7 separate regions of the Homo sapiens genome follow, and all the other regions are linked to region 1. Evidence: chromatin contacts called from ENCODE Hi-C or POLR2A ChIA-PET data. All regions are on one chromosome and are shown on one strand. Each heading gives the region's core, a stretch centred on a gene start or an enhancer-like site at or near the end of the contact. The rest is flanking DNA. Distances are from core to core; before and after follow the strand shown. Region 1 holds the start of TBCB (tubulin folding cofactor B). Region 2 holds the start of ZFP30 (ZFP30 zinc finger protein). Region 3 holds the start of ZNF302 (zinc finger protein 302). Region 4 holds the start of GRAMD1A (GRAM domain containing 1A). Region 5 holds the start of ZNF573 (zinc finger protein 573). Region 6 holds the start of SIPA1L3 (signal induced proliferation associated 1 like 3). Region 7 holds the start of ZNF607 (zinc finger protein 607).

The links. Hi-C counts contacts between places; a loop is a spot of excess contacts on that map. ChIA-PET counts read pairs that join two places held with the same protein, here RNA polymerase II (POLR2A). Pooled maps may share reads with other maps.
Region 2: a loop to region 1 is called in a pooled map, with 28 times the contacts of the local background. The contact joins the promoter of ZFP30 here to the promoter of TBCB in region 1. A Hi-C loop is called at or near these places in 2 of 37 single-sample maps with no recorded cell type and 11 of 50 pooled maps. POLR2A ChIA-PET finds 5 or more read pairs at or near these places in 1 of 52 experiments (GM10248).
Region 3: a loop to region 1 is called in a pooled map, with 18 times the contacts of the local background. The contact joins the promoter of ZNF302 here to the promoter of TBCB in region 1. A Hi-C loop is called at or near these places in 1 of 37 single-sample maps with no recorded cell type and 9 of 50 pooled maps. POLR2A ChIA-PET finds 5 or more read pairs at or near these places in 1 of 52 experiments (HEK293).
Region 4: a pooled map shows a loop between it and region 1 (14-fold over the local background). The contact joins the promoter of GRAMD1A here to the promoter of TBCB in region 1. A Hi-C loop is called at or near these places in 7 of 50 pooled maps. POLR2A ChIA-PET finds 5 or more read pairs at or near these places in 2 of 52 experiments (A549 and GM12878).
Region 5: a pooled map shows a loop between it and region 1 (20-fold over the local background). The contact joins the promoter of ZNF573 here to the promoter of TBCB in region 1. A Hi-C loop is called at or near these places in 1 of 168 maps with a recorded cell type or tissue (MCF 10A) and 9 of 50 pooled maps. POLR2A ChIA-PET finds 5 or more read pairs at or near these places in 3 of 52 experiments (CD8-positive, alpha-beta memory T cell, K562 and PC-9).
Region 6: a map of CD4-positive, alpha-beta T cell shows a loop between it and region 1 (10-fold over the local background). The contact joins the promoter of SIPA1L3 here to the promoter of TBCB in region 1. A Hi-C loop is called at or near these places in 2 of 168 maps with a recorded cell type or tissue (CD4-positive, alpha-beta T cell and naive thymus-derived CD4-positive, alpha-beta T cell) and 7 of 50 pooled maps. POLR2A ChIA-PET finds 5 or more read pairs at or near these places in 2 of 52 experiments (Caco-2 and naive thymus-derived CD8-positive, alpha-beta T cell).
Region 7: a pooled map shows a loop between it and region 1 (8-fold over the local background). The contact joins the promoter of ZNF607 here to the promoter of TBCB in region 1. A Hi-C loop is called at or near these places in 2 of 37 single-sample maps with no recorded cell type and 2 of 50 pooled maps.

Annotation. Positions count from the first base shown.
Region 1 is chr19:36,114,189-36,116,888 of GRCh38, reverse strand. It overlaps TBCB (tubulin folding cofactor B), which reads right to left and starts at 1,421. Exons shown (of 6, transcript NM_001281.3): 1 at 1,215-1,421; 2 at 705-848. The coding sequence starts at 1,328. It overlaps POLR2I (RNA polymerase II subunit I), which reads left to right and starts at 2,014. Exons shown (of 6, transcript NM_006233.5): 1 at 2,014-2,091; 2 at 2,176-2,230; 3 at 2,477-2,550; 4 at 2,638-2,700. The coding sequence starts at 2,033. RefSeq lists enhancers at 691-780, 2,371-2,500, 2,519-2,700 and a silencer at 1,091-1,180.
Region 2 is chr19:37,654,103-37,656,802 of GRCh38, reverse strand. It overlaps ZFP30 (ZFP30 zinc finger protein), which reads left to right and starts at 1,338. Exons shown (of 6, transcript NM_001320669.3): 1 at 1,338-1,383; 2 at 1,924-2,091. RefSeq lists enhancers at 733-782, 182-1,169 and a silencer at 1,193-1,382.
Region 3 is chr19:34,676,428-34,679,127 of GRCh38, reverse strand. It overlaps ZNF302 (zinc finger protein 302), which reads right to left and starts at 1,450. Exons shown (of 5, transcript NM_001289187.2): 1 at 1,025-1,450; 2 at 315-391. The coding sequence starts at 323. It overlaps SCGB2B2 (secretoglobin family 2B member 2), which reads left to right and starts at 1,969. Exons shown (of 4, transcript NM_001025591.4): 1 at 1,969-2,700. It also overlaps the pseudogene ZNF807P and the pseudogene SCGB1B2P. RefSeq lists a silencer at 1,202-1,261 and enhancers at 684-1,580, 1,712-1,771, 1,822-1,921, 1,581-2,478.
Region 4 is chr19:34,998,948-35,001,647 of GRCh38, reverse strand. It overlaps GRAMD1A (GRAM domain containing 1A), which reads right to left and starts at 1,325. Exons shown (of 20, transcript NM_020895.5): 1 at 1,162-1,325. The coding sequence starts at 1,169. RefSeq lists silencers at 711-840, 1,111-1,490.
Region 5 is chr19:37,778,214-37,780,913 of GRCh38, reverse strand. ZNF573 (zinc finger protein 573) reads left to right here and starts at 1,328. Exons shown (of 5, transcript NM_001172690.2): 1 at 1,328-1,370. RefSeq lists enhancers at 514-1,176, 1,035-1,384, 1,091-1,385, 1,177-1,840.
Region 6 is chr19:37,905,782-37,908,481 of GRCh38, reverse strand. SIPA1L3 (signal induced proliferation associated 1 like 3) reads right to left here and starts at 1,274. Exons shown (of 22, transcript NM_015073.3): 1 at 1,124-1,274. WDR87 (WD repeat domain 87) reads left to right here and starts at 1,888. Exons shown (of 6, transcript NM_001291088.2): 1 at 1,888-1,983. RefSeq lists an enhancer at 563-622 and a silencer at 923-1,162.
Region 7 is chr19:37,718,364-37,721,063 of GRCh38, reverse strand. ZNF607 (zinc finger protein 607) reads left to right here and starts at 1,303. Exons shown (of 5, transcript NM_032689.5): 1 at 1,303-1,795. RefSeq lists silencers at 1,542-1,651, 1,712-1,801.

The sequences.
Region 1 (2,700 bases), core at 172-2,671:
AGCACTTTAGTAGGCCAAGGTGAGCTGATCACTTGAGGTCAGGAGTTCCAGACCAGCCTGGCCAACATGGCAAAAACCCATCTCTACTAAAAATACAAAAATTAGCTGGGTGGGCACCTGTAATCCCAGCTACTCGGGAGGCTGGGGCACAAGGATCACTTGAACCCAGGAGGTGAAGGCTGCAGTGAGCCCGATAGTGCCACTGCACTCCATTCCAGGTTGGGTGACAGAGTGAGACTCTGTCTCAAAAAAAGACAGAAAGGATGTACTGAGTGGATGCACAAAGAGATCCTGTGTTCTGGTTTCTCCCAAGCTGTCCAGCCTGGTCGCTCACTGTGACCTACCTCACATTCTAGGCCTCTGTACACCCTGCTCCCTCCTTTCCACCTCTTTCTCTTAAGTCACCCTTTCCTCATCCCTCAGCTCAGACATCCCTTCCTCCAGGAAGCCCTCTCTGATTCTCCCAGGTGGAGTCAGGCACCTCTTCTTGGTGGCTCCAGTCCCCTGGGATTTCCTGATCCCAGCCCAGACCACTCTAGGCTGTCCCTGTCTAATGATGGGTCTGTCTCTCGTCAGGCTGCACTGGAGGCTCCACGAAGGCAGGACCTATCTCGGGTATGACTGAGGGCAAAGCCCAGCAAGTGTCTGTTGAATAACCAAATGAAAGGTGGGGTGGGGGAGTGTCCCAGATAGAGAGTCCTCACGTGGATGCGGCAGCCGTCATCTACAGGGTAGGAGCCCAGGAGCGCATCCTCTTGATCCAGCTTGCTGTAGAACTTGTCGTCAACTCCATACAGCTCCAGTTCCATGCAGGAAGCAGGGCTGCCCACCAGCAACTCCAGTTTACACTGTGAGGAGGAGGCAGGGTGAGAAGAAGGAGGCCACGGAGGCCCCGCCCCTTGCATCAATGACCATCGCCACGTCCCTTTTCCTCCAAAAGACCCCCCAGTCAGGACGCACGGGGCCGCAATCCAGCCCCTCGCCTCTTGCCCCCGCCCTCTGGACCGTCGGATTTTTCGCTGGACCCGGCCCTCATCTCTGCACTCTCGAGTTCTCTCCGGACCCGCCCCGCCGCGACCGGGTCCCCAGCCTCCGCAGCCTGGGATCACCTCCGGGCCCGCCCAGTCACTCCCCGGCCCCTCCCAGCCTCCCCCTTCCGGGAACCCCCCAATTTCTTCGCCCCGCCCCTCCGGACCCCGCCCCCATGGCCACACCTTGAACTCAGCGATGGTGAGGCTGCGGCTGTATCGCTTCTCGGAGCGGAAGGTGTTGAGGGAGCTGCTGATGAAAACGGTCACCGTGGGTGCCGACACCCCCGTCACCTCCATCTTGCCGCGCCCTGCGGATGCCTGCAGCGCGGTCCAGCCGCCTCACACCCGCTCCGCAGCCGCCGCCGCCGCTGCTGCTGCTGGGCTATCAGCCCCGCCTCCTGCTCCGTGCCTGACCAATCCGCGCTCTCCTGCCAGGAGCGTCCGCCAATCGCCGCCGTCCCTTCCCCACCGCCAGGAAGAGGGCTCTCCTTACTCTTGGGCCAGCCCAGCCAATCCAGAGGGGCCTTCCATAGTTCACGGTTCTTCCAATAGCGGCCCGGGAAAGGACCAGAACAGGCGGCGAAGACTGAAGCCCGGAGGTAGGAGTGGCAAGAGCTCGCCCAGTCCGCGAAGGGTAAACTCGCGCATGCGCACTGGCCTTCAACCAAGCCAAGCGCCTTGGCTTCTGTCCTGGATGCTCAGTGTTTTGCGGTTTACGATGCGCATCGTTTTCCCGGCTCTGGCACCAGATCCATACTATTCTGTAAACTGAGGCGGCGATGCCCAAAAATTGGAAGCAATTACTCTAAGATATCAAAAGATTGAAGCAAGCCATGAAACCTCTGCGCGGAGAGAGCCGAGCCCGAGGCGGCGGGGAGCCAGCACGTGTGCGCAGCTCCGCCCTCTTTTGGCGAAGCACCTAGGCCTGGCCCCTCCCGCGACCTGTAGCGCGGCGGAGCAAGCGCGGAAGGCTGGGAGGGCTGCGCGGGCTGCGCGTCGCCATGGAGCCCGACGGGACTTACGAGCCGGGCTTCGTGGGTATTCGCTTCTGCCAGGAATGGTGAGGCGGAGGGAGCGGGTGATGTTAGAAGGCGGGCGAGGAATGGCTCCAGAACTAACCCCTGGCACCTCCCCCTCCCCACAGTAACAACATGCTGTACCCCAAGGAAGACAAGGAGAACCGCATTCTGCTCTACGCGGTGAGCGCCGGGGTCTTCCCCGGCAGGTCCACCTGTTCCCAGCGTGGCCCCGCCCTGCCCCCTGCCTCTGTGATCGGACTCCCTGTTCGCCCTCCGCTGCACCTCAAGTGATCCTGACTCTCATGTCCTGCCCATCCCCAAAGAGAGTCCTGTCGTCATATCCTCCGGGATCACCCTGCCCTCTCCTCCCAATCTTGTCTGGAATCCTTCCGTGACCCCCTTTCCCCCACACTCGCCCTCTCGTAGTGCCGGAACTGTGATTACCAGCAGGAGGCCGACAACAGCTGCATCTATGTCAACAAGATCACGCACGAAGTGGAGTGAGTGGCGGGCCCTGAGCTGGGGGCGGGGGTGTTGGCTCTGGAGGCTGGGTCTGAGCGTAATTTTGCACCCCCGCGTCCCTGCAGCGAACTGACCCAGATTATCGCCGACGTGTCCCAGGACCCCACGTTGCCGCGGACCGAGGACCA
Region 2 (2,700 bases), core at 89-2,588, 1.5 Mb before region 1:
TATTACTAAAGGTATTTTTAGCTACGAAAATGAGGCTGATCTTTCAACTAAAGATCAAAGAAACTTACTATCCAAGAATGCTTGGAGACATTGAATTTATCCAAGAGTTCATCCAGGAACAAAGGGGAAAAAACAAATCTCATTTGTTAGAATATTCCAAGACCAGGTATGGAAGAAAATAAAATGCCTCTCCCTCCCGTTTCATGGTGTCCTATTCAATTTTCTGACACAGTCCTACAATTCCATCATTTGGAAGTAATAGCAACCTTATTCCTTTCCAATTTTTTTTCCTGCAATTATTTTACTTGCCTAACACCACAGTCCTGAGGGCACACAAGGGCCAGATGCAGATAATCAAAATCCCAACACTCAGTTTCATAGGGACCCACAAACCGTCTCCATGGAAAACCAGAACCAGAAGCGCTGCCCTATCAGAAGGATTCTGGAAATAACGCTGGATGAGGCAGAGCCACAGTCACAGATCCGATGTCAGGTACGTCACAAACGCAGACACAAACCGCAAAGACCCCAGAGACCCGCTACAGCCAGCGTCAGAGTCAGGCACCACCGCGCAGCCTTCTCTGCGGCACCATCCTAATCCCCCGCTAGAGAACGGCACACGCGCACGCAGCAGCCCCGTGCACGGAAACACTACTCCGCCAGCGGCCAGGCACTCGGTCCAGGTACGCGGGGGCGCGGCGGCCGTCACTCAGCAAACACCACAGGCAGCACGCGCCGCGCCTTGGTCCAGGCTCGCGATACTGGGGTTTCCTCCATCCAACTCACGCCAGGGTCACGGCTACAGGCCTAGATTTGAACACTCCATCCCCATCGGGATCCTGTAGCCAACCTCCACCCTCCTCCAAACCTCCCGACCCCTCGGCAGGTGCGGCCCCACACTTCTCCCTTGCTCCCTGAAGGGCCCCAGCGTTCGCCCCCCGCGCGCTTGCGCACTCGAGGCAGAAGCCGATTTCCAAAGGTTCCGGTGAGGCGTCGCTGGGGGCGGGGCGGGGCTCGCAGCCTCCGCCTGTCTCCGAGCCGAGAACCAAATGAAAAATAAAAAGGCGGAATATTGTTTTTTTAAATTTTGGACCGCAGTGTCCACAGGGGAGCAGGCCTGGATTATCTTTAATGGCACTGGTCAGTCACGGGGCGGCCATTACAGGTAGAGGCCTGAGGCGAGGGACACTGCGGCCCCTCTGGCTCCGTCTCCCCGGCCCGACTATCCCCGCCGAGACCCGGCCCCACGCGCCCCTCCCGGCCCGGAGCAGCTGCGGGACTTGCCTCCGCCCCCCCGCGCGCTAGCGCATTCGCGACGGAGACAGGCGCTCTCCCGTATTCTGGCGCCGCTGACTCCCAGGGCTGGGCTATCCTCTGAGTCGGGTGAGGCTGGGGCTGGGAGCCGGGCGCCACTGTGGCCGCTGCTTTTCTGAGGGAAAAGAGCGCGGAGTGGGCCAGGTTTTGCAGGCCGGGCCAAGGTGGAGAAAAGGTTCCTGTGGAGCCTCAGGCCGGTGTGCTTTTTTTCCCGGGACTGAGCTTCTGCAGCCCTGAGGCCTGGAGGCCCGGGCGGTAGTAACTGTGCCGGACCAGGTTCGTGGGTGCGGCCTGTGGTGCAGTTGGAGACCGAGGCCCCGCGCATCCTCGTCCGCGCTTCAGCCACTTAGGCTCGGCCGTAGCGAAAAGGCCCAAGAGGGAAGTCAGAGGTGAACGCCCCAGGATGAAGGTCCCCTGCAAAACGCTGGGACCTAGATTTGGGGTGGGTGTCTGGGGTCTAGGAGGACACGCTGGACAGTTCCGAAAAGACACAGTGGGTGGTCCCGGGCGTGGGCAACCGGGTGCGGAACTACAGCGTACCCGGAGCTGCGAACCCAGACGCGGGTGACTGCTGACCCTCTGCCCTGTCGTTTCCATTTGTGCATGCAGGTGGCGGTTAGTTGGGGCCAGGGAAGCGTGGAGGGTGGGTTCCAATCGAGTCAAGAAAAGCCTGGGGTGTCCTGAACTCTGCCTGCTTCCCCAGCCCTGCCAGTTTCCAGAGAAGGCGCTTGAGAAGGAGAAACGAATCGCTGCTGCTCTTCTAAAAGCCGGTTCCCTGTGAGTTCGTGCTGCTGCTTTGTTTCTGTGAAATGCATTCGAGTTCCTTCCGTTTAAAATCCTGCTTAGGAATGATCTATTTATTCATTGATTTGGGCCTTAGGATTTCCCTACCTAGTTAACGGCAGGGGACCTAATTAATAGATTTCCCGTTGTTAGTGCCCACTTCATGCTGTTCTATAGTTAGACACATGGTTAGTTAACTGTAGGCTGCAAATTCAATTACTCTGTGAGCGCTGTTTTTCTAAGGATCTTGATGATATGGAAATACCCGTGCTGGAGATTAATGTTCATACTTTGTTTTTATTTGTTTTTTAGGGTTTAGATATGTTTAATGGTTCTGGGGTAGGAGTGGAGATTTCTTTTTTTCCAGGAAATTCATGAGTGGAAGTTTTTGGTACCAGCCAGATGTGGTTTGAGGTCTGGCAGCATGAGTTTATTTTGGGTATATCTTGGATCGACTGAGGGAGGTGTAGTGTAGTGGTTAAGAATTTCGAGCCTAGATTAAGTGGAATTGAATCCTGACTGCCACTTAAATCTGAACGAGTTTAAGCAATCTGTGCTTCAATTTCCTCAGAATTGTAATAGTGTATACTTTACGGTGTTGTT
Region 3 (2,700 bases), core at 201-2,700, 1.4 Mb after region 1:
AGACCACATGGTACAGTTTTGACAACCATAAACCGAATAACCTTACATTCCAAAGTTGCATTGTGAATTACAGTTTTAAAATGTTGGCAATCTAGAAAGTCTTCTAGCAGAAAACTGTAGAAAAGAGGAACACTGGGTGATGAGGACAATACCTTGGAGCTCTCCTGTGGGCTCCATTCTTCCTATAGTGAAAGGAACCATAGATCTAGTCCCTTAAATGGACTTGATTAGGTGGGAACAGGCAGGAGAAGCAAAGCAAACACACAGAGGCCTAATAAAGTGTTTCAGGAAGATTTGGGGACACACCGACTTACCTGAGACATTATTCTGCAATTTCCAATGGCCAACAGAGTCCCCTTTCCAGGTTCTTATCTTAGAGATGGGCAGTGTCCTGAGGGCACAGAAAGGCAGGAAAAAGCAGTCATGAAAAATCGGGCTTATCTTGCGGCACCTGTCACACACCTTAATGGAAAAGCACACTGGTAATCACTCGCCGGAGCGTCAATCTCTCCCTGGGAAGGAACAGGGTGTTTCTCCGCAAGGGCTATTTACCAGGTGCCACCTGCGGGGAAAATCAATTATTCTGTATACAAAAGACTCATAAAACAACGGTAACAACTTTATCAGCTCGTTCAGTCTTCACCACTTTGCAAGGTGTGCATTCATATTATTCCAGATTTTTTTTTTTTTTTTTTTGAGACGGAGTCTCGTTCTGTCTCCAGGCTGGAGTGCAATGGAGCGACCTCGACTCACTGCAACCTCTGCCTCCCGGGTTGAAGCGATTCTCCTACCTCAACCTCTCGAATAGCTGGGATTATAGACACGTGCCACCACGCCCAGCTAATTTTTTTTTGTATTTTTAGTAGAGACGGCGTTTCGCCATGTTCGTTAGGCTGGTGCGGTGGCTTACGCCTTTAATCCCAGCACTTCGGAAGGCGGAGGCGGGCGGATCGCTTGAGGTCGAGTTCTAAACCAGATTTATTTTTTAAAATGAAGACAAAACTGAAATTCCGAGATACTGAACCCATTTGTTCAAGGTTGCACAACTGAAAGCGCCGGCTTCATGACGACATAACCCAAAAAAAACTGTAGCTGGCGTCTGCTCTCGCGCCCACTTCGCTCTCACAACAGTGCCAAGAGGTCGGCGCCGTCATCACCCCGCGTTTACACGGCTCAACAGGAAGGCCAGGAAATGCCCAAGGCCCCGGCCGTGGTCAAACCGCGCGCGGACCCAGGGCCTTAGCCCCGCCGTCGCCGCGACCCACACTTGCCGGAGTCCTCAGCAGGGCCTCACCGTCCCGCAGGCGCCCCGAGCCCGCGCCTCCGCGGACCTGACGCGCCGCGTAGCTGGTGAGCGGGTAACGGCGGCCGACCTCCGGGAACGACACTGCCCCAAACCGTTCCTTAGCTTGGAAGCCGCCGCCAGGCCTGAAGCTATCGCGGGACTGACCCAGTGCACCGCCCACGGCGAACCACATTTCCCAGAATCCTCCCCCTGCGGTACAAATGTCCCGGAAGCCGCGAACCGCCGGCACCCGAAGACCACACTTCCCAAGGGTCTCTGCGGCTGCGCGGACCTGGTGCGCCGCGGGCAAACCGGTCACGGCTTTGTAAGTAGCTTAACCGCCTGGGGCCGTCGACCTAGAGCCGGCCAGCTAGGACCATGCGCAAATTGTCCTGGGGCACACAGTCGTCCTCTGGTGAACGATACAACTCGAAACCAAGGGACACCCTCTACTTATAAGGGCCATGGCGCCCGGACCAAGAAATTACATTTCCCAGAAAACTGCAGCCGTGCCAAGGTCTTCCGGGTCATTCCTGCGCTCACACAAACGTTTCCCTCCGAGACATGGGCAGCCCTTGCTGGTACCGCGCAAGTGCTCGCCGTTGCTAGCAAAGGGGCTCCTCTCATCCCAAACCCTGCCGCTATGCTGTTCACCTTCAGGTCTTTTTTTTTTTTTTTTTTTGGCACTCATTTGCCCAAGACGATAACTCACAAAACGCCCTGTGGCCCGACTGTCACGACTGTAGTTCGCCAACCAAGGGCATTTCCTGGAAATGCAAGGGGACACGTATCTGTGACACTAATGGCCGTTCTGACGTGCGTTACGCCCCTGGAAGGACTTGGAAATACTGAACTTGAGTGAGCACTGGGAGGATGGAGACCCTCATCCTGGGAGGAGTCACTCCTCCCGCAGCCATCACAGCCTGACGCCCCCTCTCCCCAGAAGTGCTTCTTAGGCCCACCCAAAAGGGCAATGGACCTCTCTGTATGCAAGCCAGAGCAGTCTACTGTTTGTGTATATTTGGGTTGTTTACTTTCTTTTTAACACTTAAATGTTAATTGACTTCAATCATTTTTAAAATTATAAATAGTGTCGCTATAGACTTTTTTGTACTTATTAAGTACTGACCTGCATGATCTTCGTGAAGCAGTGCTTCTGTTACCAGAAAGGGGTCCGGATCCGACCCCAAGAGAGAGTTCTTAGAGCTCACGCAAGAAAAAATCCATGGGAGAGCACAGTGCAAAGCCAAAGCAAGTGTATTAAGAAAGTAAAGAAACAATGGGTACTCCATTGTTAGAGCAGCAGCTTGGGCTGCTGGACTAGGGATACTTGTATTTATTGCTTGATGATGTGCTAAACAAGGGTGGATTATTCATGAGTTTTCCAGGAAAGAGGTGGGCAATTTCAATTTCTC
Region 4 (2,700 bases), core at 76-2,575, 1.1 Mb after region 1:
CGACAGAGCCAGACTCTATTTCAAAAGAAAAAAAAAAAAAGAAGAGCGTTTCAGAGCTAAATTACAGGCATATGCAGGCACAGAGGGTCATGGTAGAACCCAGAGCCCCAGGCACACTTGTACACACACCACTAAGTCACAATGGGACGCACACTGGTAACTTACAGCAACGCTTGGAGCTACAGATAGAATTAATGGTAAAACACACACAGCCCAAGAAGGATCAGAGCTGCTACACACGGTAACTCCAGACACATGTACAAACACTCCAACGTCACACTCAGACACACAGGGGTAATTTATATTTGCACAGGGAGCTACAGATGGAATGAGACACAACACGCACACAACCAGCTGCTCACAGCCACAGATTTGGAGCCCCAGACACACACAGGTAACTTACAGTGACACACAGAGCCGCGGTCAGAATTAGTGGTTAAGTTACACGCAGGAACTCTATCAGAGGCCCAAAGCTGCTGCAGGCTAGCAGCCCCAGACACACGTACACACACTTGCAAGACAATTCACAGTCGGAAGCACATGCGCCCACCTGGACCGGAAGGGGAGTAAGAAGTCAATTCCGAGCACACAGGACCCCCCGCCCTCCATGACCTCAAGCACGCGGTCCTGGAGAGACGCAGGAAGCCCCCACCCCCGGCAGCCCCGAGACCCGCAACAGCCAAGGACGGTGGGAGGGGGCCCAGGCAGGAGGGGGCTGCCTACTCCCGGCGCGCCCAGGGCTCCGCGGCCTGTGGGCCTGGGCTGGTCCCGATCCTGTCTCCATCCCAGGCCGGAGCCCCAGTTCGGCCTCGCGCTCACCCCTGGCTTACCAGGCAGGGGGTTGCCAGGCCTGAGGGCCCTCCCCGCCAGATGAACCCGCGGGCCCCCAGCCAAACCCCGCAACCCAGTGCGTCGCGGGCCGGCAGTGGCGACCCAGACCCCGGGCCCTGCCCTGCGTCCGCGCCCCACTCCCCAGCTGCACCCCTCGCCCGGGGGCCCCCTGCCCCGCCCCCACCCCGATCGCCCCGGCCAGAGCCATGTGCAGAGGCCCCCGACCTCTGCAGCGGCCGCTCCGCCCCCTCCCCAAGCCCGCGGCGCCCCCTCCCTCCGGTGGCCTCCCCCGCGCGCCCGGTCCCTGAGCTCTAGTCGCCCGGTCCTTACTCGAACATGGATGCGGCGCGGTGGGCGCGCCCCGGGCGCAGGGCAGGGCAGGGCAGGGCAGGGCTGGGCTGCGCGGGGCTGGGCTGCGCTGGGCGTCCCCGCAGGGCACCGGCCTGGCCTTCCGCGGCCGCCGCCCCCACCCGACCCAACCGCCCGCACAAAAGGCCGGAGCCGCCGGAGGCCGCCGCGGCGTCAGCGACACCCCCTTCCTTCCCCCGCCCCGCCGCGTCACGGCGCCGCCCCCAGCCCGGGAGGGAAGGCGGGGAGGGGCCGCAGAGGCCTAGAAGGAGGGAGAAGCCGGGGAGAGAGGGACTGGACAGAGAAGGGAAAGCAGAGGGGCAGAGAGACAGAGAAGGAAACAAAGAGACTTTATTAAAACCAAACATCGTGGAGGCAGCTGCCTGCCCGCAGGTTGGGGAGCCCCCTCCCCTAGTACCTAGAAAAGGGTCCCTAGCAACTACTATGCCCCTGGCCAGAAGCTCCTGGACCTCCCAGGGAGGAACCTGAGAGCCGGGGCGAAGGTGGGGGAGGACTGGAGATGCTGGGAAACCGAGGTGTATGTATGGGGGAGGGGGCCTGAAGCTGGCGGGAAGGGGTGGGGCCGGTTGGCCGCCTCCTCCTTCCCTCTCCCAGTCTCTGAGCCCGGGTTCCTGGTCCCAGGAGGTCCGGTGCCTCCGTTTCTAGGGACTTCCCAGTTTTGGTCAGCCAGGCCAAGTACCAAGTCAGAATCCAGCCTCCCTGGCTCTTATCTGTGCTGAGACCTTGCGCTCATCACCCCAGTGCTGGGAGTCCCACTAACTCGGTGGTAAGGGCTTTTCCCGGGGACAGCGCAGGAACGGGCAAAATCAGTCCTTTTACGGAAGGAGAAGCCCGGCCTCTAAGATGGGAAGTGACTTGTTGGGGTCACCTGGTAGGTAGGCGGCAGAGTTGGATTCGATCCTGCTCTGACGCCATAACCTGCGTCCCCCCTCCCCCGCCCCGTCTGCAAGAGGTCAGAGTCAGGTGGTGTCCTGGACTCCTGGCCCAACCACACAGAAATGCGAGTCCCACCTCACAGCTCCGGGGCTGTGGCTCCCCAGCGCTCTCCAGGGTACGCTGTCCCCGCCTCTTTTGAAAAAACTCCCTTCCCAACCCTCTCCATCAACCCTTCCCCTCCTCCTGCAAAAGAAGCCCACCTGACTTCTCCATTTTGATGAATGGCAGGCCCAGAACTTCAGAGTCTTTTCTGACCCTCTCTTTTCCTTCACACCACATCCAATCCGTCACAAACTGTGGGCTCCACGTATAAAATCAATCGCTCCATTCTAAACTCTTCTTCCTCCGCTGCCCACGCCCTGGCCCAGCCTCCATCCTCTCCTGCCTGATCTCCCTGCTCCCATCCCTGCCCCTACTGTCTGTTCTCACCTGCAGCCAGAGAGAGCCTGGGACCACCTGAGTCAGTTAACTACCCTCCTGGCTCAGAGCCCTGCCCCAGCTGTACCTCACTCCAGGTAAAAGCAAAGTCCTCACCTTGGCACCCAAGGCCCCTGTCAGCTCTCT
Region 5 (2,700 bases), core at 79-2,578, 1.7 Mb before region 1:
ATTATGTATATAACCTTATACACATATATATATGTATATATAAAGGAATACTATTCACTTTTTAAGAAGAGGAAAATCGGCCGGGCACAGTGGCTCGCGCCTGTAAATGCAGCATTTTGTGAGGCCAAGGTGGGTGGATCACCTGAGGTCAGGAGTTCGAGACCAGCCAGATCAACATGGTGAAACCCTGTCACTGCTAAAAATACAAAAATTAGCCGACGTGGTGGCGCATGCCTATAATCCCAGCTACTTGGGAGGCTGAGACACAAGAATCGCTTGAACAGGGGAGGCAGAGGTTGCAGTGAGCTGAGACTGTGCCACTGCACTCCAGCCTGGGTGACAAGAGCGAAACTCCGTTTCAAAAAATAATAATAAGTAAATAGATTTTTAAAAAATAAATAAAAAATAAAAATAAAACAAGGAAAATTCTGTCATCTGTGACAACATGGATAAACCAGGAGGACATTATGCTAAGTGAGAGAAGCCAGTAACAGAAAGATAAATACCAAATACCACATAAGTGGTATTTGTGGAATCTAAAAAAGTCTAACTCTTAAGAGGCAAAGAATGGTGTTTACCAGAGACTGAAAAATGGGGAAAAGGGAGATGTTAATTAAAACAGTACAAAATTTCAGTTAGTCAGGAGAAATAAACTTTGTTAATCGATTGCATAGAATAGCAACTACATAAATAATGTGTTGCATGTTTCAAAATTGCTAAAAGTAGATTTTAAATGTTTTCACCACAAAAAAGTGAGGTGATGGATTTAATTAGCTTGATTTAATCATTTCGCATTGTAAACATAGATCAAAACAGCATATTGTACCCTATCAGTATATAAAACATACAATTATTATTTGTCCATTTTTAAAAAGTTACTTTTCTCATACCTTATAACAAGACTGGACTTCCTCAGGGGACACAGAGCAGAGTCCCCGCCCTCGGGAGCTCATAACCGATCCCCCACGCTCGCCCTCGCGGCCACACTTTGAAAGCCCTCCCCTACCGGCTCTACACTCAAACAGCCCGAGGCTTCGGGCAGCCTCGAGTTCGGATTCCACTTCTCAGCCTTCTGGGGTCACTGAAACCCTCAGAACTCCGAGGACAAGTCGGACACGCCTTCGCCTCAGCCATCTTCGCCAGCGCAATAAGTCTCTGTGTCTTCACACTCCTGGTAGAGGGAAAACTAAAACCTCCGGGAGCCAGCGTCCGGCGGTGCCTGCAATCTAACCGGGATTTGGGGTTCCGAGCCACTTTTCCCACAAGCCACCGCGGTCATGGAGCTTTAGGCTTAAACTACATTTCCCAGAGGGCAACGGGAACACCCAATCTATGGCTTCCCTTCCGTTTTCGCGTGGTTCTTTTGCAAGGTGGGTTGAACTCATTTCAGTATATAACAGGCACAGAGTACTCGCAGGGAGGGCTCTGGGCAATCAAGTTACGTTGGAGCCCAACCTAAACCAGCCGGGGTGGTGGAGGAAGCCCTTTAACCGTGGAAGCCTCTAGTGTGGACGGCCAGTTGTTATCGGAATCTCAGGCCCGTGGGTGCATGAACAGCAGAGGAGGGTATTTGAGTGCGCACGTGAGAGAATGTTGTATATGTCAGATGGGGAATGTTTGAGAGTGTGTGACAGAGAAACTGCGTGTGAGAGGCTGGGATGTGCCTCCTTGACGGTGGGTGCGGTTGTGAGGCTGTGACAGGTGAGTGAGTGGCTGTGCTTGCGTGACGGGGATATGAGGTGCTTGTCCTTTTCATGTACGTTGATTGCGGTGGCACTGCGGTGTCACTTTGAGTCTTGGCTGTAGGTTCCCGGCTGCTGCTTCTCTCCTCCCTCCTCACAGCTGCTTGCGGCTGACACACACAAAAAATGTCTGCAAGAGGGAAGTTGGATACTGAACTCTACATCAAGTTTTCCAGCAAGAAGGCATTGACTTGCTGTGAGATTGGAAACGCCTGGGAGGTTATTTCTTTGTGAGCTCTGAGAGCGAGCTACCTGTCTCAGAACCTCGTCTTTCCCAGAGCTCTGACCCCAGGAACCTGCTGTGAACTCATACCCAGATTCCAGCCTCTCTCCTACCTCCATGTGTTAAAGTGTGTGAACAGGGAAGGCGTGGAGGGTATTGTGTAAGGAGGCATTCCGTGCTTCAAGGAAAGGCCTGATAACTCATGATTTTTTTCTCCCTCCCTGGTCCTGCTATTCCTCAAAAGGACTCTAATGAGGAGGAAAAAAATTCTTTCACATCTAAAACTCAATGTTTAGGCTAGTTGGCTTTTTTCTTTCCTAAGGTTACTGGTTTTAGAGTATGTTTTACTTCATCTGAAATGTGTCTGAATGTCCTAATACCAATCTGCTTTCTTTCCAGTAGATGTTGGGAGCCATTGAGCTGAATCTCATTAACGTTCTCATATTTGGCCGGGTGTGGTGGCTCACGCCTGTAATCGCACCATTTTAGGAGGCCAAGGCGGACGGATCACTTGAGGTCAGGAGTTCGAGACCAGCCTGGCCAACATGACGAAACCCCATCACTACTAAAAATACAAAAATTAGTCTGGCGTGATGGTGCATGCTTGTAATCCCACCATCTTGGCCAGGCTGGTCTCGAACTCCTGACCTCATGATCCACCCGCCTCGGCCTCCCAAAGTGCTGGGATTACAGGCGTGAGCCACCGCACCCAGCCTTATGTGGATTATTTTACTT
Region 6 (2,700 bases), core at 25-2,524, 1.8 Mb before region 1:
GGGACACTGAGGATGGGAGCAAATGTGTGGGGGAGCTCAGGGCTGTCATGTCACAGCCCACAGTCAGGCAGTCTCTGGGCCAGATGGAGAATATTGAAGAACAATTATAATACATAAGAGCTGCTACTTAGTGAGAGATGGCGCTGGACTAGAAATACAATCTCAGCAAATCCTTACAACCCTTTGAGAGTGATCTTGTTATTATCCCATTTTGTAAATGAGGAACCTGAGGTAGTAGGAAGGGAAGTCAACTGGACCAGTTCTGAATCTGGCCCTCGGGGGTGACCAATACTACGGCCAGAGCCCCACCCTCAGAGGGTCTCTGGGCCACTAGGAAAACGCTGAATAAATGGTACCATTTACTGAGCGTTATATGCCAGCTGCTGTGCTAAGCACTTTACACATGGTATTCTCACTGCATCCTGAAAACAACTCGACGAAGTGGTTGCTATTTAAATCCCCATTTTATAGATAGGGAAACCAAGGCACAGAGAGGTGAAGCCAGTTGCCCAAAGTCACACAGCTGGTAAATGTTCAAATTTGAACCTGGGGTCTCTCTGCCTTCCAAACCAACGCTCTTAACAAAATAATCTCGGTTAACAGCAGCTAGCCTGCATTGGGTGCTAACTAAGGACTCACCTCTTTACATGCACACGCTCAACTAATCCTCACCCTATGCAATCGATAACATCTTCACCTCATTTTTCGGAGAGCTAACAATAACCCAAATACGTAGTAAGTGCCTCCTATGTGCCAAATGTTTTATTATATTATCTCAACAGAGTCTCCGCCAAGATGCTCTCCTACTCCGTTTTACTGCAGGGGAAATTGAGGTTCGGCGCGGTTTTCCCAGATCGCGGCTCCCGAGTGGCACAGCCGGGACGCGAATCCACCGCTCCCCGCCTCCAAGCTCTTCACCACAGCGCCGGGGTGCACGCCTGGAAAGTTGAGCCATGCGGGCACGAGTCCGGCTGGGTCCGGAGGGCGCGAGTCCCGGCGCCGCCGCCCCCCACGGCCAGTACCCACACCCGGCCGTCCGCCCGCGCTGACCCTCGGGGTCCGGGCAGCCACCGATTCCCCGCCACCCTTGCGCGAGGCCGATCCTGCACCCGGAGCCACGTACCTGGACGCCCCGGCTGCCCGCCTCGCGGGCCCCACGATCGCGGCGTCCAGCTCCGCGCCGCTCGCTGGAGACGCCGCCAGCTCCGGTGGCCCGAGTGACTTCCAGGCTGCCCACTTCCAAGCCGCTTCGCGCGAGTCCTCCTGGGAACTGTAGTTTCGCCCTAGCCGGCCGCGAACTCAAAAAGAGAATGGCGCGCGGGGGCTGCCGGGAGCCGTAGGCGCACCGCCGCGCTGCCTCCTAGGAACGGTAGTCCGCTGGTCGCCTTCGTGCAGCTCCAGTCTGTAGAGCACTTCCGCAGCCCCGAGGGGCGTGAGGGAGGGAGGTGTGTCTCCTGCAGACTACAGCTCGAGAGCCGCGCTCTTCGCCCCGCCGGGGCGGTTTCTCCTTTCTCCTGGCCCCGTCTACCTCCTCCCTTCATTCGGCGGAACCTCTCCCTCACTCTCTGCCAGGCTCGAGTCACTTACCCCTAGGACGCTAGCCCGGGGGAAACGGGGGAAGCGGAGCAGTGCGCTAGACCCCCAGCGGAGGGGGCGGTGGAGGAGGGCGTAGATGCACGCCCGCGCACGCGCGGTCGTCGGCAGACCCCGGCCTAAATTGCCGCGGGACCCCGCGGAGAGGATTTTTTTTTTTTTTCTTTCGAGAGCGCGCGCGCGTTCTCGCGCCGGGCGCGCGCCCATGCGCACGCGCGTTCAGACCCCTGGCCTCGGGAAGTCCGCCGGCTGCGGGGTTGGGGGCCAACCGTTCTGTGGGCGGAGTCCTCTCGCAACATCCGCCAGGTAGCTTCTTAGTTGCTGCCCCTAGCTCTAGGAGCTCCTGAGTGCACACGCCGTACCCGTCCCTTGTCGGGAATCCTGTCGCAGGTAACAGGCGCAGCCAATGCTTTGAGATAGAGACGCCCTGCCTTCCCTGCCACGTGCAGGAGGCCCGAGGGTGAGGGGCCCCAGGTGTAGTCGCCTGTCCCCGGCGTAGGCGGCTCCAGAGCTCTGCCTTCGACGGGAGCCACAAGACCCAGGGGCTGCCTAGGGGCCTTGTTATCTTGCATTCTTTTGTTGATCGCACATTCCTGAGGGTAACTAGTGTTTGTAGAGTACCTACACCTTGGGAAATTTTGTCCAAATTTAATCCACCTGGTGACATAACCAAGCAGCGGAATACCCCGCAACACACACTCCTTTTTTAAGGTATATTGCCACTCCTCCATAAGAGTTACCGAGGGAATTGACTGGAATTGCAAGGTCCTCTGGTGGAGAAGCCGGAGTCAATACCCTTTCCGCCTCAGCCTGCCTTCTAGGAAGATGTTCACTAACACTTGAAGCTGGGAAGCATATGTTTCTTCCTGGGAGAGCACATTTTTCCACTCATTCAACAAAAATGGATTAACCACCTATTCCATGTCAGGTTGGGTGATTATGGAGACACAAGAGAAATCCAGACAGACTGGACTCCTACCTTCAGGGAGTTTTCAGTCCAGTAGGGATATCAGGCCACCACCAGACTACAACAATGTAGAGCAATACTAGCTAAGAGAAATATACCCTGCACTTTGAGCCACCGAGGCAGGAGGATCACTTAAGGCC
Region 7 (2,700 bases), core at 54-2,553, 1.6 Mb before region 1:
GCACTCCAGCCTGGGCAACTAGAGCAAAACTCCGTCTCAAAAAGAGAAAAAAGAAAAAGAAAATAATATGTGGAGTCAATTTAATCCATTGATCTATGTGTGGTATTTCTGAGAGATTATTCAGGAGATTCAGGAGCAACAAATCCAAGAACTAATTAAGAGAAGAAAAAGTGATCAATAAGTTCTTAAATTGTAACTTTAATAGTTTTTTTTCCTTGACTATTTGTATTTTTGAATGGTGATTTTTTAGTTTTGTTCCTTTTCCTCTTAGGGTATAGACAAATATTTTTTATTTTTAAATTAATTTTACTTATTTATTTTTTGAGACAAGGTCTTGCTCTGTTGCTCAGGCCAGAGTGCGGTGACACCATCATACCTCACTGAAGCCTGAACTTCCGGGCTCAACTGATCCTCCTACCTTTGTCTTTGGAATAGCTGGGCCCACAGGCGTGTGCCACCACACCAGGCTAACTTTCATTTTTGGTAGAGTTTGGGAGGAGGAGAGGGGTGTCTCACTATGTTTCTTAGGCTGGTTTTGAACTTCTGGCCTCAACTGATCCTCCTGCCTTGGCCTCCGAAAATGCTGGGATTAAAGGCGTGAGCCACCGTGCCCAGCCTGTATTCATCAATATTTTATTAAGCCAAAGAAACAGGAAATTCGGACTATTAAATATTTGTCCGTTTTAGCTGTTGTAAATATTTCCCCCAAATTTACTTACCTAAAAATTTTTCTTATTCGTTTTTTACCATTTGGAAATTTTGGATGCTTCTAAATAACTATGAAGATTTACAAAGTATTACATGAAGGATCAAAAAAATTTTTTAAATTTCTTATTTTATCTTCAAGAAGCCTATTCCAGAACAAAAATAATAAAACTATTTAGCAGTTATTTCTTCAGATGATTTTTTAGTCAAATTTTTAGTCAAATATATTCGTGTCCAAAGATGAAGAACATAATGTCATGTATTGAAGAATGTGATGGAACTTCAAACCCTCATATAGGACGTGAGTCCATTTACTTAGCGCTTGACGAGACAAGCTGGGCCTGTCGGGTGGTATTAAAAGTCCCAGTCCCATGTGTTACCAAGGAGGCCGGCTCTACCTCAGGAGCCATGAGGGTTTCGGCGCCCCACCCTGAGGAGCTCACACCCATCCAGCAGGTGATCCCTTCCGAGGCTACCTGGATCAGTTTCTACTCAGACTCGCCTCCTACTGGCCCTAAGAACGCACTAACTCCACCCTAAGCCTCAGGCCAGGGGCCCAGTAGTGGCCGATCTGCGCATGCGCACTCGAGGCAAGGCGGCCACTCCCAGAAGTCTCCGGGGCTCGAGCGGTGGGTGGGAGGCGCGGTCCAAGTGGTCGCTGCCGTATTTCTCGTAGGTTTTTAGGATTCTGGACTCCATTTCTCACCGGTACCTGCGGTCCTGACTGTTCTGGCTTGGACTACATATTACAAAGGCAACGGAGAAAACTTGGACCCCTGGCTCCGGTTCCGGGACCTTTTGGTTCCACCTGAAGAAGGCGGCGCAGGTCACTGCGGGAGCCTCTGCAGCCCCAGCCCGCCGCCCGCGTGGTACCCTGCGTGGCGGTGAGAGTGGGGCTGCAGGAGGCGCTCAGAGCGCGGAGGCCCCCAGGCGGGCCGGGCGAGTCTCCCGCCTCCTCAGGCCCTAGGGTGCTGGAGCTGCGGAGGAGGGGCCCGTCTCTAGGAGACAGGCGGGGAGCGTGAGAGACCGCGCAGCGGCGACAGGACCGGCTTGCCTGTGTGACGTGGGTGCAGTTGCGGGACTGTGAGGGGTGCGTAGTCGACCTTGTGTGACCTGTACATGCCGTGTGTGTCCTTTGTAAAGCGTGCTTCGCTGGGCTCTGTGGGGTCTATTGACCCTTGGCTCCAGGTTCCCTGCTGCTTCCTGTGCCTTCCTCAGCCTAGTACGACTACAACAGAGAAATGGTCCCAATGGGAAATCAGATACTGAGTCTTAGATGAAGATTTCCAGTGAGAAGAAACAGATAGGATGAGAAGCTTAGAAGAGTAATTGCCCTTAAGAAAGGTATGATAGATTCTGTTAAATAAAAAAGTATTCAGTGACACTTGTTAAAGCATGCAAAGAACCCTTTATTCAGGACCATGGTGGTAGGTATTGGGATCCCGGCTGTGAGATTTTGCAGTGGGTAACAGACATTGGGCTCAACTCCGAATTCAGCATGAACAAGTGGGAATTTATAGCCAAGAAGGTTAGGGATCACTGGATGAGAAATTACTAAGAGGAAATGTCTGGGTTAAGGAAGATTCTGACTAAACGCACCTAACAGGATTATTTCTGGAGAGAGAGACCTGGGGGACGGTGGAGGATGAAGATACGGAGGCGAAAGGGTCTTGCTAAACTGACTTAGAATAGTTCTTTGCTATAGCCAGATTTTACAGTGAAGTGTACAGATGGGCCTAGCTGAAGGTGTAGTAGCCTGACTAAAATTTGGTCTGGCAGGGTTTGTCAGTTTCGAGTGTAGGATTCCCTCCTGAAAAGGGTTGTTACTCCGCCCCCACCTCCCGGTTCTTGGAGTTTCATTTACATGTTTAACAAACACGGCCTTGAATTCTGACCCCAAGAACCTGCAGTGAAGGATGATTGCAGGTTCCATCCAACATACTTCCTTCTGGTCGTGTGTATGAAATTACGCGCCTGCAGCCTTGGAGGGGGGAA